Regions from separate parts of the Mus musculus genome. Here region 2 is linked to region 1. Evidence: chromatin loops called from intact Hi-C (ENCODE). Cell type or tissue: gastrocnemius. All regions are shown on one strand. Links, peaks and the distances in the headings refer to the core of each region. The heading gives the core; the rest is flanking DNA. Region 1 overlaps Mybl1 (myeloblastosis oncogene-like 1). Region 2 holds the start of 2610203C22Rik (RIKEN cDNA 2610203C22 gene).

What was found. Hi-C counts contacts between places; a loop is a spot of excess contacts. Peaks named below come from ENCODE experiments on the same cell type or tissue, not always from the same donor. Only the 100,000 strongest peaks of a DNase experiment are listed, where the experiment ranks them.
Region 2: a loop joins it to region 1, with 7 times the contacts of the local background. A loop is called at or near these places in 14 of 42 quality-filtered maps.

What each region holds. Positions count from the first base shown.
Region 1 is chr1:9,682,285-9,697,651 of GRCm38, reverse strand. It overlaps Mybl1 (myeloblastosis oncogene-like 1), which reads left to right. Exons shown (of 15, transcript NM_001290397.1): 2 at 4,260-4,365; 3 at 4,863-4,934; 4 at 7,479-7,571; 5 at 9,871-10,091; 6 at 11,842-12,016; 7 at 14,484-14,555. Among named protein-coding and RNA genes, the nearest start is that of Mybl1, 10 kb to the left of the region's middle. In gastrocnemius, for the core only: no CTCF peak of the experiment used is centred there; no DNase peak of the experiment used is centred there.
Region 2 is chr1:9,621,183-9,636,549 of GRCm38, reverse strand. Vxn (vexin) reads right to left here. Exons shown (of 6, transcript NM_178399.4): 5 at 13,866-13,957; 6 at 9,408-11,837. The coding sequence ends at 11,654. 2610203C22Rik (RIKEN cDNA 2610203C22 gene) reads left to right here and starts at 5,458. Exons shown (of 5, transcript NR_015470.1): 1 at 5,458-5,489. In gastrocnemius, for the core only: no CTCF peak of the experiment used is centred there; DNase peaks (open chromatin) are centred at 6,563, 7,498, 7,912, 8,908 and 1 more place; H3K4me3 peaks cover 2,113 bases; H3K27ac peaks cover 4,430 bases.

The sequences.
Region 1 (15,367 bases), core at 4,604-12,603:
CCTAGAAATAAGTTCACAATAATTCTGATGCTACAAAGCCTACTTACTAGGCATAGGTTAAGATATTTATACTTAAGATGACCAATGATTAAATTAAAATGATAAGATGAAAGCTAGGTTCTACATAGGAAGTTTTTTCCTTAGTGGTGTGTGTATTTGTGTGTGTGTAGCAAATTCATGTTTGTTTCTAGAAACATGACTGAAGTGAATGAATGCAAAACTATAAGAAATATTTTTAGGATGATAAAGGATATTTTTAGGATTTTTTTTTTGTGTCTTTAACTAGCAATATTATTTTGGGGAATCAGGTAAAATCTATTTCAGTTTCTTTTCGTTTATATATGGGACTTGGACTTTTTAGTCTGTAAGGTAGCTTATAGTTTTAATCCAAATCTTTGAGGACTTTTGTGACCATCCTGTTCTGTTTAAAAATAACATTCTCTAAAAGAATTAGAAATATTATCCATTGTTTTTGTTTATGGATAATTATATAGTTTTTTTAAAAAAGTATTTATTTCAGTGTTTGTAATATTAATGGTTCTGATTATCTGAAGTCAAACTTTGTCTTTCTCTGATAATGCTAGTTTGCAGTCTAGAGGTGGAAGCCAATATTTGCTATATGCAGTACAGCATATTAACCGCTGGGTGGCCTGATTTCACTTTGTTAAATCAATTTGATAAATGAACATAAATTGAGTGCAGTTGAACTGAAAATAATTAAATATACAGTTGCCCTGACCTTAAATTGACCTGAAATTAAAGACTTTTTTTTTTTTTTGAGACAGGCGCTCACTCACTAGTACTGGATAGTCTTAAATTCACTGTCTCACTATGTAGCCTGGGCTGGACTTGAATTTGTGAAAAATCCTCTAGAATCAGTCTCCCATGTATTGGAATTACAGATATAAGCCACTATGACCAGCCTTGTATTATTTTTTTCTTAAAGATTTTTTTATTTTATGTATATGAGTACACTGTCACTGTCTTTAGACACACCAGAAGAGGGTATTAGAACCCATTGCAGATGTTTGTGAGCCACTATGTGGTTGCTGAGAATTGAACTCAGGACCTCTGGAAGGACAGTCAGTACTCTTTTTTTAATTAATTTATTTATTTTTAATTTATTTACATTTCAAATGTTCAACCCCTTACCTGGTTACCCCCTCCCAGAAACTCCCTATCACATCTCCCCTCCCCCTGCTTCTATGAGGGTGTTCCTCCACCTATTTACCCAACCACTCCTGCCTCCCCATCCTTGATTCCCCTACACTGGGGCATCTATCAAGCCTTCATAGGACCAAGGACTTCTTCTCCCATTGATGCATGGACAAGGTCACCCTTTGCTATATATGCAGCTGGAGCTATGTGTACTTCTTGGTTGGTGACTTAGTCCTTGGAAACTCTGGAGGGGTCTGGTTGGTTGATATTGTTGTTCTTCCTATGGGGTTGCAGACTCCTCCAGCTCCCTCAGTCCTTTCTCTACCTCCATCATTGGGGAACCTGCACTCAGTGCAATGGTTGACTGCAACTCTATATGTGTAAGGCCCTGGCAGGGCCTCTCAGGAGACAGCTATATCAGGCTCCTTTCAGCAAGCATTTCTTAGCATCCACAATAGTGTCGGTGTTTGGTGACTATATCTGGCATGAATCCCCAGGTGGGACAGTCTCTGGGTGGCCTTTCCTTCAGTCTCAGTCAGTGCTCTTAACCACTGAGCCATCTCTCCAGCCCAACCTTCTATTTTTTTTTAAAGAGTTATTTATTTATTTTATGTATATGAGTACACTGTAGCTGTACAAATGGTTATGAGCCTTCATGTGGTTGTTGGGAATTGAATTTTAGGATCTCTGCTTGCTCCAGTCAGCCCAGCTCTGGTCAACCCCACTCGCTCAGTCCCTGCTCCCTCTGGCCCAAAGATTTATTTATTATTATAAATAAGTACACTGTTGCTGTCTTCAGACACACCAGGAGAGGGCATCAGATCTCATTACTGATGGTTGTGGGCCACCATGTGGTTGCTGAGATTTGAATTCAGGTACTTTGAAAGAGCAGACCTGCTGAGCCATCTTACCCGCCTGTTTTTTTTGTTTTTTGTTTTTTTTTATGATAAATATTTGAGACTTGAGGAAATTTGGATTAAAAATGTGATCAAGTTGAGGGAATTTTACTAGAAATTTCTAATTTCTCAAATTTCAGACTAGAGGTTACTTTTTCAGTAAACAATATTTTTCTTTGTTTAATTCATCTTTATTAGGTTGTCTGTTAGTCTGTATTTCCCCCAAAAGTTTTATCTTAAAAACCAAGTTTAATTTGTGTATTGATATATAAGTAAAATCATGACTATCGTATCCTATTAGCTTATAATACCCCAACATGTTAAGATATTTTTTTGTTGTTTCATAATCCTCTTTATTTACTCATAGAACAGTTTTCATTGAAAATAATTTGCTTATGTATTAAAAATTTATAGAATTAACATTTTCCTGGTAAAGTGTGGTGGTATATATACATCTGTAATACTAGCTCTTAAAGACAGGAAGGGAGTTCATTAGTTCAGTGCAGCCTAGGTTACATAGTGAAGTTAAGGCTACCTTGAAATAGTAGTATATTGTTTTAAAACCAAACAAAACTAAAAAGAAAACAACAACTAAGCCAGCAACATCAACTTTTAAAAAATAATATTTTTCTTGACTCTAAATAAGAACAGTAACAGTGACTGAGGAAACCAAGCACTAGATTGGTGAGCTTTTAGTTTTTAATTAGAGTAACATTTTATTACTTCTGCTGTTCTCTAGATTAATTATGTTAGAGTAGATATTATTTATTTCGGGGCTGGAGAGATGGCTCAGCGGTTAAGAGCACTAACTGCTCTTCCAGAGGTCCTGAGTTCAAATCCCAGCCACCACATGGTGGCTCACAACCATCTGTAACAAGACCTGATTCCCTCTTCTGGTGTCTGATGACAGCTACAGTGTACTTACATATAAAAAAATAAAATAAATCTTAAAAAAAAGAAATTATTTATTTCACTATAAAAGTAGAAAGTTCAAATTTATTAAATCATTACATATTACTAGCACTGATTTCTGCAATACAAAAATGCCTTCAAATGCTGTAAGACATTGAAAAATGATTACATCTGTCTTGGTAGTTTCTAACTACTACTGTTAAGAGGTAGAATAATTTCATTGTTAAATATGAAAGTGGAACTTTGGCAAAGTTACACATGAAGACTAATCCTTTTCCCTTAAAATTTTTTATAGCTGTGTATGTGTTTAGTCAAATGGATTTGATAAGTCAGAGGAAATTAGGGGTTCCTACATAGGGTGTATGTATGTATGTGTGTATAAAATCTAGAGCTTGATTTTTGTGAGATTGAATTTGTATATTGCATTTAGATATTAAAAGTCATTCGTATATTGCATTAAGAATGGCCAAATCTTCAGACTTGATATTTGATATCAGAATGAATTTTTAGGAACTATATTTAGTAAGGCAAAAATAATTTTGAATTCTATTATATTAGACCATCTATTTACAAAATGCTGAATCACTTTTTCTTAAAGGTAGGTAATATATTCATCTTATAGTTGTGCGAAGTTAGTCTGTTTAGGGTTATACAGTTACAACTTGAACCTTGTTCTCATTTTAGAATACACTTAGGTTAATCTTTGGTAACTTCCAGTTTCTTAGTATGCTTTCTTCAGTTTTAAAATGTGCTCTATATATTAAGGTGGTTGAATAGTGAACTTTAGCAGTCATTCTTGCCAGTGTTGTTTTCAGATGGTCATTACTCTGGCTACTTAGTATCATCTAATTCATTATCATGGAGGCTTCATTCTTTAAAATGTCCCTCCCTCCTTCCCTTCCTTCCCTCCTTCCTTCTTTCTCACCCCACCCCCCTTTTACCCCATACAATTCAGGCTCTGAGCTTGTAATCCAACTTATTTTTGGAGACAGTGTTTCTCACTGAACCTATAGCTTGCTGATTTGCCTTCCCCCAATTGCCTTTACTCATCATTTTTCCTAGGTGCCCTTCCTTTCCCAAATAGTCTCTTTTTGCTTTCATTTCACAATATATTCCAGTACCACCTAATGTTCCCGTCATCCCCTTTAGGACTTAATTTTGTATACTCTGATTAATATTGAGATTGTATTGTTTATTCTGAGTAGCTTCTTTAGTCATGTCTGCATATACAGACTCAGTGCTTTAAATAATTTAAATGGCATACTTTAGCTTACATATTGCATTCTTTTGTAGTGAGGACGAGGATGATGACCTTCAATATGCTGATCATGATTATGAAGTACCTCAACAAAAAGGACTGAAAAAACTCTGGAACAGAGTAAAATGGACAAGAGATGAGGTAGTTGCCTGGGAAGCTTGACTAGTCTCATAGTTATCAGTATTATAGTCACGAAAGGAATTATGAAAACAATGTGAGAAAATTATCAGCTTAGTTGTGCATTCTTTTTAAAAAATCAATGATATGAACAATTGTTTGATTTTGGGATTGACTGAAACAGTGTAATAGAGGAATTTGTACAATAGTGACTTTAGTTCTTCTCAAAACAAGTACCAAGTATGACTCAAGAGTATGAGAATAGGGCTGGTGAGATGGCTCAGTGGGTAAGAGCACCCGACTGCTCTTCCGAAGGTCCAGAGTTCAAATCCCAGCAACCACATGGTGGCTCACAACCATCCATAACGAGATCTGACTCCCTCTTCTGGAGTATCTGAAGACAGCTACAGTGTACTTACATATAATCAATAAATAAATCTTTAAAAAAAAAAAGAGTATGAGAATATCATCTACATACCAGGGGTGGAGGAAATATTTCTAATTTTTATTCCTCTCAATAGGATGACAAGTTAAAGAAGTTGGTTGAACAACACGGAACTGATGATTGGACTCTAATTGCTAGTCATCTTCAAGTACGTGAAATGTCAAGTTGTATTTCTGTTACAACATTTCTTTATTTAAACCATTAGTTTATATATTCTATTTTTCAGAAATGTGTCTGTATAGTTTGGTTTTCATCCTTAAAACATCTGGTTAAATTATTTTCTGGTATGTTTGTAGTTGTTTGTTAATGGTTTAGAAAGTAATTTTCCAATTCAGGCTGAGTACCTGAAATCCAAAAATTGGAAATTTCTAAAGTGCTTCAAAATCTACAACTTTTTGAGTACTGATTTAGAGCCACAGTTTTACACTTGACTTAATGTAATACATCACAGTAAAAATGCCAGGTATGCCTGAAATGTTACTATTATTAGATTATGTGTATAAGGTAGATATGAAACATAGATGAGTTTCATCTATAGACTTCTGTTCCATCCCCAGGACATATTATTTTATGCATATGTACATATTTCCAGATCTCCAAACTGAAATCTGAAACAATTTTAGTCTCAAAAATTTTGGATAATGGCTGCTTAACTTGTAAAGCATTTTTCCAGGGGCCTAAAAGAACTTTTACTATAAAACAAAATGGCATTAACTTTTGGTAGAACTTCAAAAATATTTGTGACAAGTGGTTTTATTTTATTTTGATTTTTGTATGTTGGTAATTGAACCTAGGGCCTTGTAAACTCAGCCAAGCACTTTACTATTGATCTATGTCCTCAACTGTGATATATGTGAAATTATTTTGAAGAACTTTACTATTAAAACATTTTGACAGCTAACAAATAAAATCAAGAAAAAATTGTTAGGTTTCTTATCTAATGCATATGTTTTTGGGTATTTTTATTGATTTTTTTTTTTGAGATGAAGTCTTACATAGTACTTACTTACTTACTGGGTAGCCTGGAAGTCATTATGTAAATCAGGCTGGCCTCAAACTCATAGATATCTGCTTACCTCTTTCTCCTGAGTGATAGGGTTAAAGTTGTAAAGTATCATACCTAGCTATTTACATTTTTATTATTTTACAGTATACTTGTTCATCATACCAATATTCGCATATTATTGGCATATAATTTTATATGCAATATGAAGTACTTCTGCATGTACTCATTTGTTTCTTAAGAGCATTGTGAGTTGTTAGATAAATTACCTAAATTTTAAATTTCAGTGTTGATTCTTTTTGGTTTCAGAAACAAGGTTACCTTTGGGTTTTTGTTTGTTTATTTGTTTTCATATAATCATAGAATCTCTCAGTGTAACATGAAAACTGAGAATGAAATAATGGGAGAAAACAAATTATAGAGTTAGTGCAAATTATATTCAAATGTCAGCTCTGTTAATTTAGAGAAAATACTTCTTTGGCCTTCCGCTACTTGCTTCTATAGTATTGTGAGAATTACAAATATAAACAAGGTTGGCACAGTTCCTGACATTTAGCATTTAGTCAGTAAAAGCAAACTCAAGGGCTGGAGAGATGGCTCAGCAGTTAAGAGCACTGACTGCTCTTCTAAAGATCCTGAGTTCAAATCCCAGCATCCACATGGTGGCTCACAACCATCCATAATGAGATCTGATGCCCTCTTCTGGGGTGTCTGAAGACAGCTACAGTGTACTTACATATAATAAATAAATAAATCTTTAAAAAAAGCAAACAATTAGAAGTTATGTATACTAGATTTAAACTAGAGGTTAAAATTTATTTTATTTATATAAGTACACTGTAGCTGTCTTCAGATACACCAGAAGAGGGCTTTAGATCCCATTACAGATGGTTGTGAGCCACCATGTGGTTGATGGGAATTGAACTCAGGACCTCTGGAAGAACAGTCAGTGCTCTTAACCACTGAGCCATCTCTCCAACCCCCTCCCCTCACCCCCAGTTAATTTTTTTTTTTTTTTTTGGTTTTTCGAGACAGGGTTTCTCTGTGTATCCCTGGCTGTCCTGGAATTCACTCTGTAGACCAGGCTGGCCTCGAACTCAGAAATTCTCCTGCCTCTGCCTCCCAAGTGCTAGGATTAAAGGCATGCGCCACTACGCCTGGCCCCCAGTTCATTTTTTAAAGTGTCAATTTTTAATCTACTTAATTGAAGTATAATGTATATCTTCTATGAAAGTGTTTCATGTTTTATTGGTAATTTGAAAGGTATAATTTATAAATATACTTTCACTACCACATAGAGACTAGTGATGCCTTTAAGATGCTTGTACTAAATTGAGCTGCTATGCTTAAAATCTTATATCTGCTTCATATAGTTTAATCCTGTCATTTATTTCTCAATTCTGGATTAATTTTTTATGGACTATGTCTTGCTGCTTGCTGTATTATAAGGATAGTATAGAGGTACATGTCTTAATTTCAAATATGTTGTTTTTAATTTGTAGCCTAAACCTATGATTAATTGAAAGAGCAGAATTGGGATTTTAGGCATGTAAAATAAGCATTGCATATAATAGTTTGATATTGAATATTTTTTTGACTAATATTTGTTCATATGGGTATACTTAAATTTGGGCTAATTTACTTCCTGGAGATATATAGTCAACAATAAAATTGTCCAAATTTTTTCAGAATCGTTCTGATTTTCAGTGCCAACATCGATGGCAGAAGGTTTTAAATCCAGAATTGATAAAGGGTCCTTGGACTAAGGAAGAAGATCAGAGGGTAATATATTCATATTCTTTTGAAAAAATTTATTATTTATTTGTGTATATATGTTTGGGGACATGTATGTGTGTTTATCCTTATGCCACAGCTCACATGTAGAGGTCAAAGGATAATTTGTGGGAACTAGTTCTCTCCTTCCACCCACTGTGTGGGTCTTAGAGATCAAACTTGGTCATCAGGTTTAATGCCAAGTGCCATGGAGCCATTCCTTGCTCCTTGTTCATATTCTTTATGTTCACTGTACTGATGGATTAGATTAATTTTCTTATTAACATGGTTTAACACAAAGTATGATATGTGTGTGTGTGTGTGTGTGTATGCTAAGGTTGGAGGTGGACATACATGTATTGCAAACATATGTGAGGAGGCTGGAGGACTGGTGGTGTTTCTTAAGACAGTATCATTCGGGATTTATTTTTATGACATGGGGGCTCTCATTGGTCTTAAGGTTGCCAAGTAGGAGTAGGTTGGTGGGCCTGTGAGCATTATGGATCTGCCCCATTGCTGGGATTGCATGTATATGCCATTATGCCTGGCTTTTAAAAATGTTGTTTCTGGGTATGGAATTCAGGTTTTCATGCTTGCAAGGAAAGCACTTCAGTAACTGAACCATTTTCCCCAGTGCACACTTTAAGTTTGTTGGTTCTGTTCTTTGGAGGCTATAAGCATAAGAATTGAATGTTGAATGCCTTGAAATGTAGCTTTTTCTCTCCTAGGGCAAGGATAAGTGAGACAATTTATAATAAGTACTGTCCTTTTTGAGAGCTTCATTTACAAAAGGAAAAATACTTTAAAGTTTGGCTTAGCAACATGTCAGGCATAGTTTCCTATCAAAATTTAATTAACATTAAAAATAAATTTTAATTTTATTTTCATATTTAATAACTTGATATATTAGGAAATCACTCTTAATTTTTCCTCTTGACCGTAATGAATCTCATGATTAGACAAGTATCAGGACATCATGTTTCCAGAGGGGTTGTAATAAAAACCAATTATTTGTGCAATAAAAGTTGTTGAAGAATAGAAGCATCTGCTCTCTACTAGGAATTGCTCTTTAATTCTTACCCTTAGCTTTCCTGTTGCTAAGGTGCCTGTGGAATTAGGACATCCTTATACCCATAAGAGCAAACAAACAAAAGTTACTTCATGTGGCTCAGGACTGATCTGACTTTTCTTAATGGGCGATGATAAGTTTTGAAAATGTGATCTGGGGCTAGTGAAGAGGACAGTTGTCTTCTGTCTTCTACATAGTCACTGTGGTTTGTATTTGTCTAACACTCATACTTACAAATCATAAACATGCAAATAATAATAATAAAAATGATTAAGTAAAATACAATGTGAGCTCTGTTAAAAAGATATTTAATGGCTGGATCTAGTACATTGTCTATAATTCTAGCTACTCAGTAGGTCTAGATAGGACATTCATGGCAAGTTTAAGGCCTACCTGGGTAACTTAGTGAGACCCTGTTTAAAAATCGAAATGAAGAAAAGGGCTGGGAATATAATTCATGGTAGAACACTTGTTAAACATACCTAGTACTGGGCAAAAAAGAAAAACCAAAAAGCTGTAATCAAATAATCAAAGCTGTACATTTAACCTTTAAGTCTTATTTTTTAAAAATATGACAAGTAGACACATTTCAAGAAAATTGTGATAGATGTTAAACTTAATTAATCTACCAATACAGAGTGAGCATAATTCTTTGTGATTCATGTGATACTTGACTGGGTCAGAGTAGCAGCGAAGTAGGTGGGCCAAGGAGATGAACTGTTCTTTAAATTTTAGTTAAACTAAAAGCAAACAAAATATAGGACAAATGTACAAATGTTACTTCAGTTACTTCAAATTACTTCAGAATAATTATCTATGAGTAATTAGCCCCTTGAACTTTTTGATGCATTTTGGGTATTGATTTTTGAACTCGTTGAGTGCTGAAGGATAGCTATTATTAACATTACCTTCTGTGAATTATAGTTATAGCTGAAATTTAATCCATGTTTTCTTTTTTTGGTCTTTTGAGACAGGGTTTCTCTGTGTAGCCTTGGCTGTCCTGGAACTCACTCTGTAGACCAGGCTGGCCACCACGCCTTAAGTAGAATTCTTAATTTGGAGTTTTTTTTCTCTTTTTGTTGTTGTTGTTGAGGTGCTTCAGATCAAACCTAGGACCTTGTATTGGGAATAAAAGAAAAACCAAAATGTTCCGTAATGACCCCAACCTTGACTTGTTTGAGTTACATTTTAAAATTCTTTCATAGTAATAGTTTTTCAATCTTTGATTTTGCTTCTTAGGTTATTGAATTAGTTCAGAAATATGGGCCAAAAAGGTGGTCTTTAATTGCAAAACATTTAAAAGGAAGAATAGGCAAGCAGTGCAGAGAAAGATGGCACAATCACCTGAACCCTGAAGTGAAGAAGTCTTCCTGGACAGAAGAAGAAGACAGGATCATATATGAAGCACACAAGCGCCTGGGAAACCGTTGGGCCGAGATTGCTAAGTTACTTCCTGGAAGGTGCTTACATAAATAAGTTTCTGTGCTTCAACATGACCTTGACTACCTTACTATTGAATATATTTTCAAGTATTTCCTTTCTATTATTCACAATTCAAGTTTAGTCTGCATGCTATGAGCAACCATTTGGGTACATTTGTAATTTTGTGGTAAAGAATATAATTTGTACAATAAAATGGTAAAACCTTTAAGCTTTGCAAACATTTCATCTACTCCACAAGTCATGTTTATGTGTTATTGCTGGTAAGGCAGAACTTGTACAGCTGGTGGAGTGATATCTAAATTAGAGATCTCTTTCACATACTGTGCACAAGGCCAGGGGACTACAAGTACTTTGATTGAAGTAAATTCTTGTGAATGCATGTTACGGAAACTTAGCTCTTAAGCTGTGGGAGTAGAATATGAAAGCCCATGTAGCTGAAGTGTAGTATTCTCCTCTGAAGCAGTGACTAAGTGCATTCTCCACTGTACTGTTCAGACACCTTCTGACAGCCACTAGGACTGCAGATCTTATCTTAGGCAATTTCATATCTTAACTCAGAATACATATCCTCATGCTTCATAGCTATAGTCTCTATGTAGTACTTATAGTAACTAATATGCTTTTATATGCATTCCTTAATCTTTGTATACTTTAGAAATATGTAAAGGAAACATTAATGCTTTGTTTCATAGGAAATTAAGATGCAGTATTATATTTTCTTTTGTCCAAGTTACTATCCCTGGGCTGTGAACTTCTGATATATTCAGTATTTTATGCACCTTTTTACTCTGTGTAGAACCTCACTTAGTGCTTTAACAGAGTGGGTTTCTAGTAAGTGTATATTTTATGCAGAATGAAATTTATACTACAAATAGCTTTAGGTTCATCTTTATAAAAAGAACCTTGGGCAAAAAGGGAGCTGATGAACTCATTGTTTAAAAATATAATATTCTGAGAAATAGTTAAGAATATTTGAAATCTGTAACTTGTACTTTTCTTTTTCTTCCTGTCTCTTCTTAATGGAATTGAGGATTGACCCCAGGGCCTCATTCATTATAGACAACTAAACAAGCATGATTTTTTTTTTTTGTTTTTTGTTTTTTGTTTTTTGTTTTTGTTTTTTGGCAGTTTGGGTTTTTTTTCCCATTTCCTGTTGCAAGGCCTTTGTACTTGGTATGCCTTTTATCCAGAGGCTCTTTCTTTTATTTTTTGTTTTTGAGACAGGCTCTTACTATGTTGTCCAGGCTAGCCTTGAATTCCCTCATCTGTTACCTTCAGGCAGATGATCCTACGCCTGCCTTTTTTCCTGTTCTTGTACTGGCAGCTCATCTCCTCTTTGAGGTCTCGTGGCTAGAGATCTTTCTGGTCCACCTATCCAGACTTAACCCCACTGCAATGATAATCTTGTTTTTTATTTCTTTGTTTTTGTCTTTCTTCTGTGTTACTATGCTTTCAGTGAGAATTTAACCTCGGTGACACAAGGGACTAAATACTCAATTTTACCAGTTGTAAAAATATGTCTTATAAGCCGGGCTGTGGTGGCCCACGCCTTTAATCCCAGCACTTGGGAGGCAGAGGCAGGCGGATTTCTGAGTTCGAGGCCAGCCTGGTCTACAAAGTGAGTTCCAGGACAGCTAGGGCTAGACAGAGAAACCCTGTCTCGAAAAACCAAAAAAAAAAAAAAAAGTCTTATATATTTGTTCAAGTTTGTGCTAAAATTTGTAGAATTCCTTTCCCCTTTTAAAATTATATACTTTCATTTCTTAGGACTGATAATTCTATCAAAAATCATTGGAATTCTACCATGCGAAGAAAAGTGGAACAGGAGGGCTATTTACAAGATGGAATAAAATCAGAGCGGTCTTCATCAAAACTTCAACACAAACCTTGTGCGACTATGGACCATTTGCAAACCCAGAATCAGTTTTACATTCCTGTTCAGGCACATATTTTTAATATCTTTATTATTTAAAAACAAGTTCTTTAGTTGCTATATGGGAACTATTGGATTGGGTTGGGCTTTTTTTTTTTTTTTTTTTAGGACAAGTAAATTTTGTTTTGGGGAGTGACATGGATAGACTTAAATTTCTAATCTGAAAAAGTAAGCCATAATTTTGACAAATATTTTAGTACAAATTTCACTTGAAAGTTTCCTTCTATATGTGATTTCCACATTGAGAAATATAGTGCGTGCATATAATAGTACTCTTTAATTCATTTCATTTATGGACATAAAGATGTGCTTTAACATCTATGTCATTTCTCCTCCAACATTGTTCTGTGTAATGTAGTATTGCCTATCTCACAGGTGTGTACAGAGCAGTCTAAAGGAGAAGTAGTAAAACGATCATGGAAACAGTCCTTTGGGAAACAGTAAATAGCTGATCTTTGATCTTGTTACACTGCTCTTTGCCTGAGTGATTTAGCCTTCATTTAGACAGACTCATTAGAGGTTACCCAAATTCAAATTCAGGGAGCTCTCTGTCTTGTCCCCTACAACACACATTTACCCACCTGTAAGAAATATGTTTAGTGATCTTCATAAGACTTGCTTTCCCCTGTCTGTATATGTATTTATAGTAGACAGTTCTTAGTTCTTTTTACATAAAATGTAAAAGGCTGTTAGGACCAAGTAGTATCTCACAAAAGATAGACTTGGGCACAGTGTTAAAGTCTGCTTCCTAAGCCTCAGGTTTCATTTCATTCTACTTTTTATGAACATTACTAAGTTCTTTTAGACTTACTTTTAAAAGAAACAAAGTAGTCACATCTTAATTTATAAATAGGAAAACATGGGACTACAGCAGTGTAGTTAACTGCTGTCATTTGACCTTAAGGATTTTAATGTTTTGTTTTTAAAACATTTTCTTTAAAGTTTTAGATTTCAATAGTGTAAACAGCAAGGTTTTGCTTCTGTCTTAGAAAAATTACCATTTAAAGTTTTTTTGACTTACAGAAAGATAATTTTAAAAATTACTTGTTGCCAAGGGAGTGTTTGACAATCTCAACCACAGTGTGTTGAAGAGGATAAGGGTAGTGTTTAAAATATTAAGAATTGTTTCCCATTTAACAATTTTGAAAACTTTATATAATTTAAATTTTAAACTATTAAGAAGATAATTCTAGCCTGGCAACTTTGGCGCATGCCTTTAATCCCAGCACTTGGGAGGCAGAGGCAGGCGGATTTCTGAGTTCGAGGCCAGCCTGGTCTACAGAGAGAGTTCTAGGACAGCCAGGGCTACACAGAGAAACCCTGTCTCTAAAAACAAAAACAAAAACAAAAATGGATAATTTAGTTTTTCTTAAGAAGTGTGAAGAAAAAATATGTTGGTTTGAAATACTGTGGCAAATTTTCATTGAAAACTTTGAGAAAAATAAGTTCCTAATCTATTGGAGCTTCCAAGTTGAGCAATAACTGATCCTAATTGAGTATTGTCACAGCTAACCTCTAGGTTAGAGCTCAGATAGAATGATTTTTGCATTAGATGATGATTTAGGCCAATATAGAAAGTAGACAGATTATACTTATTTGTATTTGATTGCCAGATTTTTTTTTACAAACATCTCATACATTTTATTAGTGCCCCTAAATTAAAATAAACTTTACAATTTTTATTACCAATGTTTTAGGAATGAGGCAGTGATACTTAGTGTGCTGTCAGAGTGTCTGTTAGGACTACATGCCTGACTCTGATTGGTTTCTACTTGAGTAACAGAAAAAGCCCTCTTTTCTTTTTTTCTTAGAGATTGATAGTAGGTGGTGATAAGAGTATGAACACAATTTATTATCTTCTGTAGGCATTAGGGGAGCCCTCAAAAGCTGACTTTTTAAAACATATGGTAGATGATGTTGGTAACAGACAATTGGCTGATAGAACCAGGACTGGAAGCCAAGTGTGGTGATATATACCTGTAATTTCAGCACTGGGGAGGTGAGGGCAGGAGGACCAGGACTTTGAGACCAGTCTCAGCTATATAGTTAGCTCCAGCTTGCTTGGGCTTCAAGACAAAACCCTGTCTCATAAAATCAAAAGACAAAAATACAAATCTAAATGTAGGTTATTTCCTACACTTAGGGTTTTATCAGTAGATTCTAAGGACAGATGATACAATTATTAAATAAAAAACTATTGTAGTTATGAGTTTTCAAAGTTGCTAGACAATATTCAGTCTCCAGGTTTTTGTTTTGTTGTTGGTTTTTTGTTTTGTTTTGTTTTTCTGATACAGGAGCTCAACATCTAGCCTTGAGATTTTACAGAGTTCTGTCTGCCTCTACCTCTTAAGCATTAAAGGCATGTGCCATCCTTCCCAGTGTTCCACTTTTAATGGACATTTTATCACAACCTTTCTTGACATCAGATTCTTAAAAAAACGTATAACCTCTAGCAATACTTTACTTCTTGTTTCAGATCCCTGGGTATCAGTATGTGTCGCCTGATGGCAATTGTGTTGAACATGTTCAGACATCTGCCTTTATTCAGGTAAGGCTAATTTGTAACAGAACCACAAAGGAAGATAGTAACCATGTGTTGCTTACCTATAATCCCAGTTTTTGAGCTGAGGCAGGAGGATTGCCACAGTTCAAAACAAGCAGAGCTACATAGCAAGTATCAGGCCAGTCAGGGGTACAGAATAAGAAGCAAAAACAATAAAAGTCTAACAAATGAAAAACAGGAATCCTGGTGATATGTACAGACCTGTGATCCCAGCACTTGGGAAGATGAGGCAGGAAGATGCTGTGCCCTCCCTCCACTAAAAACAAAACAAAACAAAGCATTTGACATAGTTTTAGATGTTGAATAGTACTCATTTCCTTATCTATTAAACTAGGATAAAGAACATTGCTGAGTTTTTTTTTTGTGTTTTGTCTTTTTAATTTTTGTTTTTACTGTAAGTATTATTTATCTAAAGGAAAATGTATAAATGGATTTGAAAAATAAAAGCCATAAAAGTATGAGGTGACTAGCAGCACTAGTGTGGCAATTTGTTCACTTTTATAGCTTAAATCATTCAAACAGTTCCTGAATTGTATAAAACACTTTATAATACATTTATCTAAAATATTGCAGAGGTACATTTTTGAAACATAGTTAATGCAATATGTTTTTAGGATCCCCCCTGCTATTCATTTGTAAAAGTATTATGTAGCCCTGGCTGGCCTTGTAGTTGATATGTAGCCCAGATACTCTTATAGTCCTCTGTGGTCCTCCTGTTTGCACCTTCCTACTGTAGGGATTACAGCTGTATGCCATCATGCTGCATGGTTTTAGGTGATGCTGGAGACTCGCCTGGG
Region 2 (15,367 bases), core at 5,045-13,044, 62 kb after region 1:
GTACATGGGTGACACCAGTGTTGCCCAGCACCCAGTGTACCCATGCTGTGACATCATTTCCCAGTCACCTCTGGAATGATTCCTTTTGTAATTGCTCTTTGGTCTGCTGGACAGTTGGTTTCCTTGCACTCTTTAACACAAACCTCAGCTCCTGGGAGCTGCTTGTATACATTTACCAGTGCAGCCCACAAACCTCATTTCCACGGTCTGCATGTGATATGGGGAACGTGTATTCAACTGGTTTCTGTGCATCTGGGAAAATAACTGCAACACTGCACCTTGATTTGTTTCTGACATTTTGTTTTTCAGAGTAAGTTAAGTGAAATCCAGGAACTGAAGACACCAGACGTCTACTGTCTAGTTTGATAGTTCTAGTCACATGATGTGGGATGCTTCACATTTTGTAATTGACTACATACAGCATACTTATTGCTAGTTTGTGGACCTTTATATTGCACTCATTCCCTCCACTCCACTCAAAACCTAAGTGCCACAAAGTCAGTATCTTTGCCTTGTGAAAGCATTTGTATATATTAGGTATTCAGCAAATATTTGTTGAATGAATGCATGAATGAATGAGCATACCTCTTTACTTGAAGAATATTGACTATGATGAGGAAGGGATCAAAGGCACATCCATAAATATGTAGGTGAGAGCTCAGGGAGATATAAAGCTGAATTCTGGATGAACTTGGGAATACACACACACACACACACACACACATACACACACACATACACACACACACCACACACACCACACACACACACACACACACACACACACACACACACACCACACACACATACTACACACACATACACACACACACCACACACACACACACACCACACATACACATACACCACACACACACACACACATACCCCGCACACACACTCACACCACACACACACACACACACACACACACACACACACATACACCACACACACACCACACACACACATCACACACACACACACACACACACACCATACACACACACACACACACACACCACACACACACACACACACACACACACACACACATACACCACACATACCACACACACACACATACCACACACACACACACCACACACACATACACACACACACATACACACACACACACACACACACACACACACACACACACACACTGAATTTTGGATTGTGGATATAGTTTTAAAACACTATTGAAATTCACAGGGAGGAGCTATGGGTGAGGTCTGGGGACAGACTAGGGCTGAAACTTGAAGCAAGTTGGTTCAGGACTCCAGGTAGGGCAGGGGCCAAGAAAAGAGCTGCAACCTCAGTCAGAGGAGGATGTGGTGTTCACGGCACTGGAGTTACTTCCCAAAAGGAATTTTGCTGTCTTCATTCCCAATGACATCGCGCTTCACCTTTTCTTCTGTATTTCTCTGTATTGAATACATTTTCACATCCTGCATTGACTTCCTCATTCCCTTCAATGGCTTGTCCACATTCCCTGGGAAATCATTGTTTATTTATTTTTCTTTCACTTATTTGGACAATTTTGTCATCATTGTTTTGAATCCTTTGGAATTTCTTGAACCTGGGGAGACCATTATTATGGGATTGGTAATTTTTGGAGGATACCTGTTATCTTTAATATTATTATTATTATTGTTGTTGTTATTGTTGTTATTATTAATGCAACTTATACTGAAACTTGTATATGAGGAGTTAGGTCATTGGTTTAAAGTTTCATGTTTGGAATGTTTGGGATTGATAAGTTGAGGTCAGGTTGAGGTGTTATTTCTTGTTAAACTGGTATTCAGGGTCCTACACTCTATCCCTATCCCTCCTCTGCAATAAGAGTTACAATGGAGTAATAGTTAACTACACAACAACCATCCCTCAAACATCATTATACTAGGGAGCAAAGGGATGCTGACGGCCCTGTGTATGCTAATGATATATTAGTTATTGTAGCTATGAGTGGAAAGGAAAAGACAACAAAGGAAAGGCACACAAAGACTGTTGATTATTATTGGGATGATAGAAAGTAGACGAGGACTGTATAAACAGGAGAGTGAAACACAGTAGCAGAAATGTTGGGGAAGGGTGAGGGATTTTGGTTAAAACACTGAAGAGAGTAAAGCTATGCAAGCATATGCCATAGAATAATCATCTCAGGAGGCTGAGGTACAGAACCCTACAAAGCAAGACAGCCTATGTTCCTCAGGACACTGAAAAGCAAAAGGAAGGAATCAGGGCAGAAGGGAAATAAAGTAAAGAAAACCAAGGCAATGTATGGCAAGAGTGGAGTTGAGCTGAGATGGCTGGACATCTCACACATGAGACAAGTGAAGGTGACAGAGTTAGACAGAGGACTGAAAACTGACTGGCCTTATTGTTGGCTCTTGTCTGAACTCTCTTCCCTTTCTTCTCTACCACGGGGAAGTTCTCTCTCTCTTCTCTGTTTCTGTCTCTCTGTCTCTATCTCTCTCTGTCTCTCTCTGTCTCTGCCTGTCTCTGTCTCTGTGCATGTGTGAGTGCGCATGAGTGTGTATCTGCCTGTGTGCTGGGATTACAGGCATATGCCATCATGCCTGGCTTTATGCAGTACTGTGAATTGAAACCAGGGCTTTGTGCATGCCAGGAAAGAACTCTATTAACTAAGCCTTGCCTCCAGCCCTATCAAGTGGGTACACCTACAGGAAGGACTGAATTCCTATTTTTGAGTGACAATTTAGTTATATTATGAGGTCGGGAAAGGAGCTGGGAGCTAGGAAAGGGAAGGTCAAGGAGATAGAGAACCCAGGATTGCTAGGGACCAGAAGCTTAGAAAGGAGAGGGGACAGAAGGTATGTGTGTGTGTGTGTGTGTGTGTGTGTGTGTGTGTGACCATTCTTTATTACTTAGCAGTTTTGAATTGTATTGCTGTTTCTCAGGATAGTTGTTGACTGGGTAGTTGCCAGGAGAGGTTCTGCCATGCTGAGGCTTAGTTGATCTGTGAGTAGCAGATTGCAAATCACCCAGCAGTTCAGTCTTCTTTGAACGTTTTCTTTCTCAAGCATGTCTCCTTTGTGAAATAAGTTATTAATTTATGCTTATAAAGAAAAGGATGTGTAATTTTGAATCAGTGAGTGTGAGTTAAGTTCTCTTGTTGCCAAACTCAATTATTATTAGTCACTACTTTCCTAAATCTTGGCTTTCTTTATAATATAATGGAGATGCTAAAATTGCTTTCAGTTATTAGAGTGTATGGAATGCTTTGGGCCATCCCTGACTGTGCTGCTTATGTTCTCTGGTATCCTGTTTGGATTAACATTTGCCCTAGATTTTTGCAAAGAAGGAATTCTTATTGCTGTTCTTGAGGTAACCATAGATGTACTTGGTGGGCTCTGCTTTCAGCTGCCTATCCTGTTGAGCAGGGTGTGACACCAGTGTGGTGGCTGGAGTTCTCTCTTCACCTCTGGTTCCATCTGAGTGCAGCTGGGAGACCCTGTCATGCCCCTGGTCAGGAACAACATGAGGGTATTGGCTGATAAGGCCAAGTGCTATTAGACAGGTGGGTCAACTGATTTCTGGCCATGGGTAGTCAGTTGCTGCAGCCGTTTTTGCTGGTGTTGGCCATTGGTGACTTGGTGCACCAGCTCCTTGATTGATGTGACCAATGTTTTGGGCTGTGTGACATCAACTGCTCAAACTGCCTGGCTGGCAGTTAATGGGTCAGTAAAAACTGTGGGAAAGCAGAGGCTAGAGATACTTGCTGGTTCTTAGGACATTTCTAATTGACTTTGGGACGACGTCCTTTGGTTCTTGCTCTTTCTTTTCTTGGCAAAACTGGACTTACTTTTCAATACACAGATCAAATATTTCCTTCCTCTCTCAGTCATTTTTTTTTCTTTTCTTGTAACTACATATAAATACCCACACAGGTCACATAGTTTTCTAATTTTCGTATGTTGGTACCTTTCATGAACTATGGCACATAAAAGCATGCTTTGTCTCTGCCCACCTGGTGTCCAGTCTTGGAGGTTGAAAAGTGAGTTGATTTTGATTTCAACATCAACATGATCTTGCTTACCCACTCTTGAGCTGCGTTTTTAAAATAAATAAATATGTATTTATTCTTGTGCCATGTGTATGTGTTTTGCCTGAGTGCATATATGTGTACCAAGTACATGCCTAGTGCCTATGAAGTCGGAAAAGGGTGTGGAATCCCCAAAATATGGGTGCTGAGATCTTGGGTCTTCTGCAAGAGCAGCATGTTTTCCCCAATGCTGAATTGTCCCCATAGCCCTCACTGTGAGCTTCTTTAAATTCTCCTCTTTTTTCCATTGTTTTCTTTCTGCTGTCTCAAACTTCCACATCTCTTTCTCCATTTATTTCTTCTAGGATCTGTGTCCTGATCATTTCTTCTCACTCTGCTAAATTCTATTACTTTTAGATGACTTTTGCTTTTTGTCTTCTTTGAGAGAAGGCAGGATCTGCATTGCAAAGTGTAGCATTAAATTGTGAAGTGGGGGGGGGGGATGGCATGTTTCTGAAACCTTTGTCACAAATACAGGTTTCTTGGTGGAGGAGCCCCTTCCTTCTGGAGACCACCTCCACACTCAAAGAATAACTGAAGTGGGAACTGGGCCAGTGGTTTTATTTTCTGCACAAGCACCGCCAAAGCACAACAAAGAGGCTGGAAGTATCCCCAGGTGGAGGTATGTTCTCATGTCATCAGGAAGCCTACCTGCTTTCCCTGTACCCTGCCCCCTCTCACCACATGCCGCAGGGGATTTTTTTTTTTTTAAGTCAGAAAGGCTGGGGCATTGACCTGTGTTATGTACACTGTTTGTACTGTTGCCCTGGACACTGGGATGACAACTGAGCCACTGTCTTTCACAACTAGCTTGCTTACCTGCTGAGTAATGGGCTGGCTGAGGGCCCTTTTTGGCCTCCTTCCTTGGCTTCCAGCCTTTTGGAGGCACAAGCAACGTTTTCTTTCTAAAAGGAAATTTCGGCTCTCATCAGGAACATGAAGGCCTTTCTGACCTTTTAATCATCTATAGGGAAGATAAAAGTCCATCTTGGATGGAGGATCACATGAGCTGAGGTACTTTAAGCACTTAGCTCAGAGCCCACCACATGTAAACTACATACACCAGTGCCTGTTAACTGTCTATCTGTCTTCACATGCAACAGTCCACTGAACCCAGAGAGGAATCCCAGAAGATCTGTAGCTTTAACCTGAGGATTCAGAGGCTAGGAATAGAGCCTTTTACACTCCTCCTTGGGCTGGGAGAGCAGAGAGTAAGTAGCCAGAACAGGAAGCATCTTTCCTCTTCCTACTTCCCCTGAGCTCCATCTTTAGCCCTCTCCTAAGGAAGAGCATGACACAGATGCGGAAGCATAGTTTACAATAGCATCCAGCTGCAGAGCAGTCTGCTGGCAAGAGCCTGGACAGGCCCTAGAGAACGAAGAGGACGAAGATGACAAGCAGCTTTGAATTCCTTCTGGTATGTCTACAAAGTGACAAGGGTACAGGTCCACCTGTGTGTGTGGGTGTGTGTGTGTGTGTGTGTGTGTGTGAGAGAGAGAGAGAGAGAGAGAGAGAGAAGTGTCCTTTCATTTCTGAGGCATAAAGGGAGATCTCTGTAGATAAGAGGGCTCTCTCCTCCCTGCCTCCACACTGTCCCTGCTCCTCTGCAAGGACAGAGAATTTTCATGGAATAGTCTCCTGGATTTATGGCCGTGAGGCTTGTGTGTGAGACTACATAGCCTGCTTTCCTGGTGAGGTCACTGTTTCTTGAGTTATTGTCTTGCTTTACTTGGCCTGCATGAATAACAAGAATGTGGTGCAGAGGGCTTATTTATGAAGTACCAAATCTCTGCCTGGTTATACCTTACCAAGCAAGCTTCCCATCAGACCTGACTCCTCAGGAGCACTTTAGTCCTAGGGTCTGGTTTGAAGTCTAGTGAGGCTAAATGAGCAGGGCTGGGCCTTCTTCCTCCGAGTTGGAGCAGACAGACAAAAGCCTGTGGTCTCCTAAGCCAATGCACTTTGTAGGTTTCAGTTGAGGACTAATTTTGCTGGTAGGGAATGCAGGCAGGAGGCCAAAGGCAGCAGTTGGCAGCAAGTAGACTCTTTTGAATTCAAAAGAGTCGTCACCACCCACATCTTGCTTCTGAGCCAAGCAAGGGTCACTGGCCCGGACTGACCTGGCACACTGGGTGACCACCTGGGGCTGCAGGATCAGCCCAAATGCTACAGTGGGAAATGGAGAGCCTTGTGTTCAGCCGCCCTGGAGCCCTTCCCCTGCCCACCTTCTTCTGAGAGAGAACCCTGGACCCTGGCTCAGGAAATGATTCTATTTTCAGTTCCTGCCTGGCTGGCTGAATCACTCACTGCTCGCCACCCGTCCCTGCTTCTTCTGAATGGGGCGGATTATCACACCATATGTTAATGCAATTCACAATTTGCAAAGCCCGGTTAGGCTTGGGCTCTGTTGAGTTTTCATCAGCCGGTGAGGTAGATCGGGTAGGTAATTTAATTTGAATGCAAAATAGAGGTTCAAAGAAACTCAGGCAGCAAGGAGGCTCACCACTGTGAGGTGGGGTCTGGCACCCGGCTTCTCACTTGGCAGCAGTTTCTACACTGTCAGGGGTTCACAGCTCTTGGGCTGAATGGCAGGGGACCCTGCTAACAGTTTCCTGTCTTCTTTATAGAGGACATTTGCTTCAGAAGGGTGTTAGGCTGTGGGAGTGCAAAGAATTTAAAATCTTACTTTCTAGTCTCAAATTGAGTCTCAGATTCATCTCTCCAATCCCTAAGGTTTATATGACCCACAACAACGTAAAGGGCAACCCCTTCTTGCTCCGATCCATTTCATGCTTGTGTGGCCTATACTTTAGCCTATAAGACAGGTACATTCTAATGCATTGTCTCTAGGACAGTCCAGCTTTTAAGAACTGGCAGAACCTGGGCAAATGGCTGGCAAGGATGAATACTGGTCATAATACTAATGGAGCCTTCCATCCTTCAAGCCTGTAGGGTATTGCCCAAGACTATTATCCACAGAGAAGTTGGTGAGAACCCTAAGGGAGGGGCTCAGTAACCAGGGACAACATGGAGGGAGGCTCAGGGTAGTCCCAGGCATTTTTAGCTACTGTGGAAGTGCTCCAATAGTCTCACTTGAGTAGCCACACTAATACAAATCAGCTGCATATTGGCCCAGGTAATTTTGTTTAATCATTTCTGGGACAAGGAGGCAGGTAGGATATTTTCTTTTTCAACCAATGAAGAAAGTGAACTCAGAAATCTGCATGAGGTTCTACAGCCACTCAAGTTCTCGTTGTCACGTTTGAAGTGCAGAGCACGGGATACCCAAGACTTTGGGTGGAGGAGATGACAGTCCTGGCTGGTCAGAGTATTGGGGTCTGAGGCCCTACTGAGGTCAAAGGGTGAGAGGTGTGGGGAAAACAAGGAAGGGAACTGAAAAGTGTGTGTGTGTGTTTATGGAAAGTTGCTGAGCTGAGGGGACAACAGAGAGAAACAAGCTTGCTCTCACTGATTAGATTTGGTTTGAGCTAGTCCTGGGTGGTACCAAGAAACAATTTGCATAGTTTGTGCTGCCTCTTGTCTTTATCTAAAGGTTGGCATCTGGGGAACATGTGTGCTCTTGGAGCATTACCTATAGAATCTAATATGTTACAAATAGCTGCGTCCTATTTAGTGAGAGCTGCTGCTGAACCCCTCATGTTCCCCCAACCCTTTGCCAATCTCTCTGTTTCCTGGCTGGTGGAAGGCTTAGCTCAATGGAGTGTCACACAGGACACAGGATGATGAGGTGTGGCTCTCTGTGAATCAAGCCCTGGAGATCAGGTGGTTGAATAGAACGCTTACTTTGTTTCTTTGTGGGTAGGCCTCCAAATATGGGTCAGCATTTGCTCAGCACTCCAGGGACACCTGCTCTACTTGAAAATGTAGGCCCTTTCAGCAAGGCCTCAGCCACCTGTTGGTAGGGGAAATTGCCTTATGGCAAATGCCTTCTGGCCCAGAGCTTGAGACAGTGGCCCTGGCTCATGACCCCAGCTATTTGGGAGCCCTGTGAAAGAGAACTTTGAGTTTGAGGTCAGTCAGGTAGCTTAGTGATTCAAAATAGACTTTAAAAATGGGATAGGGAAGGGCTGGATCTGTGGCCCAGCAATGCTTGCCTAGTGCCAGAGGACCCTTGAATTAAATCCTAGTACTGAGGAAAATGGGAGGAGTGAGGTATAGGATGTGGTATCCCAGAAAGCGAGCTTGTGTTTGGCCTGAGAAGTGTGAGAGATGTGGGGAAAACAGAGTTGTAAGAGCCTCTCAGCTTGGATACCTCTACAGACTCCAACAAGGGCCAGGAGTGTGCAGCCTGTAACAAGCTTAGCTACCCTCTCCATAATGATTCTGCGTGTTAGGTTTCTCTGTTGCCATTTCTCTATTTTTTTGCTCCTACCCAACAGAGGGTATATTGGTAGATAACGAATTGTGTCCCCGGTCCCATGTGACAAAGTAAAAATCAAATGACCAGGTGTGTGGGCTAGTTTTCAGAACAGTTTTTTTCCTTGTCCTTTGAGAGAGACAGGGATGCATTTGTTGGGAACTTCTTGGGCTTCCTGGTAGAGGATGACATTCCCGTGACATTAGAGATGGAGTGCAAATTCTAATTCTCCAGAGAACTTTCTTTGCCTGCATTCTTCCTTGTCTATCCCTTTGTCCCTGCCAACTTTGTGTCAGAAACGACCTGTCACATGATTCCTTTTTAAAACTGGTCTTGGCTGCCTTGCTTTTCCTACCCACTGCCCATCTGCCAGCTCTAGGCAACCTTGGTGCTGGGTGGGGTAGGGTATCTCCAGAGTGAGAACGGAAATATGTGACTGGCCTCTGTCCTAACAGAGGCAGTTTTATTACCCTACATGTCCTGGAAACCCTGCCTCTGGTTCAAGCAGACTCCAATCTTGGTTATTGCCAGATGGGCGTCGGCAGTCAGCCTTGGCATCCTTTTGTGAGTGGCTGTGCCGTGGTGAGTCATGGGGGGGGGGCAGTCTCCAGCAAGGAGGCATGAGGTGGGCACAGAGGAGGAAGTTTGGATCTTTTCAAGGCAGAGAAGCCAGCAGGCCGAGGAGGGTCACTGGGACCCTGGAATTTATGGGTGCTACGGAAACGCCTTAGCAGCAGGCGGGAGGGAAGCCCTGGGATTATACCTCATTCAGTCAGTCCCTTCAGCAGAGGCCCTGGTGCTGTCTGGAGGCAGGGCCTGTGATATCAGACCTAGACATTGCCTCAGGATAGAAAGAGCATGCTGGATTCCCTCTCATTTCAGGGAGCAGTGAGGCCCACATGCATAAATCTTTCCCATTGTGCAAACCTTCTCTCATTGATCGAGGGAGCCTCAGACACAATCTTCAAGTGGTTTATTAATGTCACTAACAAGGCATCCTTTATTTTTATTTGAATGAAATGTTCTACAGAAGGCAAACATTTCACCATTAAATATTTAAATTAAAGATAAATAAATGAGTCCCAGTCTACATATAAAATAAATCTCCAGGAGCCACACACACACATTTAAGACATCAATTTTAAGTTAAATAAATTCAATCGTTGGAGACTCTGTGACATGTTTTATCCCTAACTTTGTTCTGGATTCCAACTTAATATTGTATATGACATTAGATGGTTCACTGGGACAAAGCACTTGATGCCCAAGTGTCCAGACTATGTTTGGACATGAGGGTCAGATGCTCAGGGTCTAAAGCAGAGGTGGGAGGGCAGCAATCAGCAAGGCAAGAGCCTGGAAGTCTGGGTTTGACTTACCGCCATGTTTCAGTTTATCCAGAGCATCAGGAACAGGAAAGCAGAATCCACAGAACAGCAGAAGCAAGCCTGATACCCAAACAGTTCAAACTCGTGCTTGTGCCAACACCTGCGGAGTCTCAACATAACCTTAGGGTAGAGTTTACCACGGAGTTTCTGCTTTCATTAAGAAGGTCGGATTAATTTAAACCTCTTAATTAGGGAACAAGACTTCCGGGGGGCAGAATTTAAGCCACAGATGAGAAATATATAAGGTCTATGTTACCGACCACTTCACAGGCAGATACCACTAACCAGTCTCTGCACTCTGATACCTCATCTCCACGCTGTGCTCCAGGTAGCCTCTTCCCAGGCCATTGCAGAGGAAGACGTTTTGCTGATTTCCATCCTTCCCTTTTCCTTATTTTGTGTGAAGGAGAAGATACAATATGGGCATTAAAGTTAGACACCTAGAGTTAGGCGACTTCAATCTAATCACTTAACTTTTTTGAATTAGTATCAACATATACAGTGAGAAAATCCACCCAAGTTAGTTGTTAGAAAGAATAGCTTAATTCATGCGTGGTGTTCAACACTGTGCTCAGCACAAGGCAGGTAGGCATTTAACAAATGATAGCTTTGATTACCATTATTTCTTACATGATCATTTTTAAATGATAGTAAATATTAGTTTGAGCCACAGGAAATTGATTTTCAGCTGTTTCAACCTACAAAAATGGCGATTTCTTCTGGTTTCATCTATGCATAATCTCTCTCCCTCTCTGTTTGTGTGTGTGTCCATGCATGATTTGTTTTGTTTTTGAGACAGGATATTGCTAGGCTGTCCAGGCATGTCCCAAACATGTGATCCTCCTGTCTGAACCTCTTTACGTGTTGGGGTCCCTGTTCTCTGCACCCGTCTTAATTATCTAATACACAATGATGTATTTCATTCGAATCACTTCTTTGTTCCAACATTGTCAGATTCTTCTCTCCATTTAAAGACTTTCTTAAATCAGTTATTTTAGAGATGCTCAGACCTGGTGACAGTCCCACAAGCTGCTGTTAAGTCACATACTGCCATCCAGATGCTCTAGTGTCCCAATCTGTAGGTTGGGGACCACAGTGCTTTCTTATCAGAGGGTTTGTAATGGTGAGAAGAGACAATGATGGGAGAATGCTCTCTGGATTAAAGTCACTATACAAAGCTTGTCAATTGCACCACATCACAAAATATTAGACATTAAAATTAACATTGGGATTTTAAGTGCTTTTCTATAGACAAGAATGCACCTAAAGAAGAGAGAGAGCTCATGCAGTCATGCCCATGATTAGCAAAGCAGATTGGCAATGGTTGCTGTTAAGTAGATATTAGAACAAAGCAAAGATGAAGCATTTTGTATTTCATCAAGGGAAAACAGACATGGGATGGGAAAAGTAAGAACTGTTGTGTTCTGAGTACCTCAGAATCAAACTTTTACATTTACACCAGAAACCATACGTTTTGGGAAAACTCACAAAGAAGACAGATCAACTGCCTTCTGTTTTCCTTGGAGGCTTTTAAACAGGCCAGGAAAGTTTGCTTTTGGTATAGCTTTGCCTAAAAGTAGGTATATAACCTTTGTAATTGACCAATACGACTTTAAGACCAATGGCTTTAGCAGTTCTGAGGAACAGCTTTCTTGCCTTCTGAGGATGTTACTTTCCATGCCCCATGTCAGAGTATAAGGAATGATGATGTGTTTGGACCAGCAACCAGCAGAGGGGAGGGTGGCTCAGTCCCAGTCCTCAACTCTTCTATCTTCCTCCGAACCTTGACCAATGCAAGGTGCCCATGAAATGTCGAGTTTAGTCGGCTTCAAAGGCGCTGTTGGTGGCTCCCACATATTCAGACTTCTTCTTGTGCCTGGTCCACATTTTTCGTAGGATGCCAGGGACGCCACAGGAAGTACTGCCTGTTAATGGCAGGGAGGCTTCTGCTCCCTGGGGAAGGGCTGGGTACTCTTCTGCTATCTTCTTGAGGTGTCTGGATCTAAATGAAAACCAGAGTGGGGTGGGGATGGAGCAGGAAAGGCAATTACTGCACTGAGCCAGACTTAAGTTGTAACTTTGAGGAGAGTGGCCAGCCAGTGTTCTCCTCTCCTCCTCCATCCTATGTCCATGTCCTGCATAGCTGGAGGGTCACAACACCCACAGGAATGTCTCTGGGGTTCATCTAAGATGGGGTACAAAGAGATGACCATGAGCACAGAGATTTATGGGATCTGGGCTCCTTTCCTTATGTTTTGAGTCTTGCTCGCCTAACCAGTAGAAATCACTGAGTTATGAGGTGGTAGATCAGCGGTAGAGTGCTTGCCCAACTTGTATAAGGCTTGGATTTGATCTCTAGTATAGAGATAGGCAGGTGAGGTGGGGGAGGGGTGGCTGGGCTTAGAGAAACCATGCAGCACTGTAGCCTAGAAAGCTTAACTTTTATCAAGGAATGGCATAGTCTTTCTGGTCTACCTGACCAGTCCACGACAGCCACCGCCCCTCTGACATTCAGAGGCTCCATCCTGAAAGTTCCCACTTTAACTCCCAGGGTTTTACTTCCTTTGGTCAATATTAGATATACTTTGATTGTGTCTGCTTTTCAACAACTCATCTTGATTCCTAATCTCCAATTGAGATCTGAAAAGATCAGGGACCACACTTGTATTCTCAGCCCTTAGGAGACAAAAACAGCAGATCTCAAATTCCAAGCTAGCTTGGATGATGCTATAAGAAAACCAAACATCAAGCATCAAAAATCAAACAAGGGCTGCAGATACAACTCAGTGGAAGAGTATTTGCCTCACACATGCAAGCCTTGATTCCAGTCCCAGCATCCAAAATAAAAAGAGGAAAGACCAGGGTAGAACCTTTTAGATTAAGGTTTTGCCTCATGAAAGGATTAACTGATTCTTGGGTTAGTAGATTATCTCAAGAATGGGTCTGTCATAAAAGCCAGCTTGCATATATCTCTCATATATGAGAGTGTCTCTGTGTGTGTGAATGCCCTGCATGACCTCTGGACTCTGTCTACAGAGAAGCCATCTTTGGGTACAGTTCATTGGCACTGGATTACACCCAAATTAACCTCTCTTCTTTATGATTTACCACTTGGTGGTATTTTGTAACTAACAAAAGAAAATAGATTAAGATGTTCTTTTAGCCTGTGTCCTGAGCTTGCCGCTTCCCAGTCACTGAATTAGATGTTTCTCAAAAAATGTCAGCAGTTTGAGTTAAGCTTTATATGCTGGTGAGTTTTATGTCAGCTTGAACTAAGCTAGAGTCATCAGAAAGGGGGGAACCTTAGCTGAGAATAAGCTTCCATAAGATCAAGCTGTAGAGCATTTTCTCAATTAGCGATTGATGGGGGATGGCCCAGCCTATAGAGATGGTGTCATCCCTGGATTGAAGGTCCTGGTTTCTATAAGAAAGCAGACTGAGCAAGCCACTAAGCAGCACCCCTCTGTGCTCTCTGCACCAGCTCTTGCCTCCAGCTTCTTGCCCTGATGAGTTCCCTTCCTTATTTCCTACACTGTGGAAGTGTAAACTGAATAAACCTGTGCTTTATTGTTTGTTTGTTTTGCAGCATTGGGGATGAAAGCCAGAACCTCACACAAACTAGCCAGGTACTGGACCTCCGAGCTGCATACCTGGCCTGAAAACGATTTGACACACTTTTTTACCTGTGGGTGAGGGTCCCTAAAAGAATTCATGAGGCATTCCTGACACCATCTACAGAGGTTCTGGATATGACTCCTGATTACATTCATCTAATTAAACAAAGCCCCAAGAGCAGTGTTAATGAGGTGGAAACCATGAAAATACTCCAGCTTAATCCCAGGCAAGCAGTTGATGTGAGATAGCTGAACAGAGGATTTCAGGCCTCATTACAAGGTAATTTACAGCCACCATGGGTTTTGGTGTGCATAATAAGTGAGTGAAGAATTGGCCACCTGTTCCTCTCCTGCTCATGATGGATGGATGGGCAGAGAGCCACGTAGGCAGCACAGCAGGAAAGCAGTAGACTTACCCTCTTCCCAGAACAGCTCCATGTTCTGAGCCCTTGGCTGCCACCTCCGCCCCTGCTGGAGCTTTCACCGAGATCCTAGCCACTGGAGGAATCTGTGTTTCAAGGAAACGGGGAAAGAATTGAGATGGCACCACATTCCCATTCTGGCATTTATTGGAGCCATTTATAAGAGGGCTCTCTAAAGGTACCATCCTCCAACCCAGGCAACAGTCCTCCCCCAGTCAGTGTCAGACATGATGGAGGCCTTCTGTGGTACCAGCCCCACACAGTGTCTGATTTAGCAGGTCGGACATTACCTGGGATTGCTGAATTGAACAAAGTCTGTGAAACAGTTGGTCCTGGGACTCTAAGAGTCACTAGCCTACAGACATGTGTGAGAAAGCCATTCAACCTTCCAAGAGAGCTGTCACCCTTTCCCTTCCACTGCTAGAGTCTGATTCTCAATTCTGTAGAGTCTGTCTTCAGCCCTGCTGCCCACACCAGCATGAGCCTTTCCATTTGCTTTCTTGCCCCTTCCAAATCATGGTCCACTCAGACCTTGTTTGTGCCTAGGCCTGCTACACTGTCCATGTCCTGCTTGGACTCTGAAACCACCCCCAACCCAACACCTCAGCATGGAAGACTCAGGCCGACTCTGCTCTTTCTCTTTGAGGTCTTGCAAGCTGACTTGCAGCTCTGCCCTTTAAAGGTGACCATGTTCACCTTTGTCTGACCCAGTGTCTCCAGAGCACTATATAGACTACGTGATAAATCATGCCTTCTCACGTTTTTATTTTTCTTTCTGTAGTTCTCTAGTTACTGTCTTGGTCCCTAGACAAACTGCATGACAAGTGAGAGCATCTGGGCTGATCCTTCCTCATCCCCGTGTTGAACTGAAACTTAACTGACGGCCTAATCAGGGCTAAGTCCAGCAGTTGCTTCATCAATGGGCATACACTTTGCTTTGTTCTTCTGTTCCAAGCCTCATCAAAATGTTAAGTCACCACATTTCCCAAAGTCTCTGGAAAAATTCCAGGTCAAGGACATCATTATTTACCCCTGTCCTGGGGTGGGGAAGGTTGAGTGCAGAGTTACTGTGCCACCTTGTGGCCTCTCCCTAGCTATTCCTTATCATGCCAATGGTTCAGCTAACAGCCCATAGCTCCTTAGCTCTCGAAGGGAATGCCTGGTTCCTGCCCCTTCCTTAGTCCTATCTCATCCATGTCAGCACTGAAACATATTTAGATGGGCAGGCTCTGGGTCTCTCTCCTGCCTCTGCACAACGAACATCGGATGAGTGATGGGGCATAGCTCCGCTCTTTCCAGGCCCATGGAAGTGCGGATTGTGCCTCTTTATCTTCATCTGCACCCTGCACTACCCCAGCTTTCTTTGGTTCCTTGGTACAGCTGCTTATCTGCCAAGGGCACAATCTAAACCTCCTCTGGGGCCTGGGATCAGGAATCCCAGGCTACTAGATTCCTTTTGTATACTTTTTCCAATATAATGACTTTACTGCAGTCCT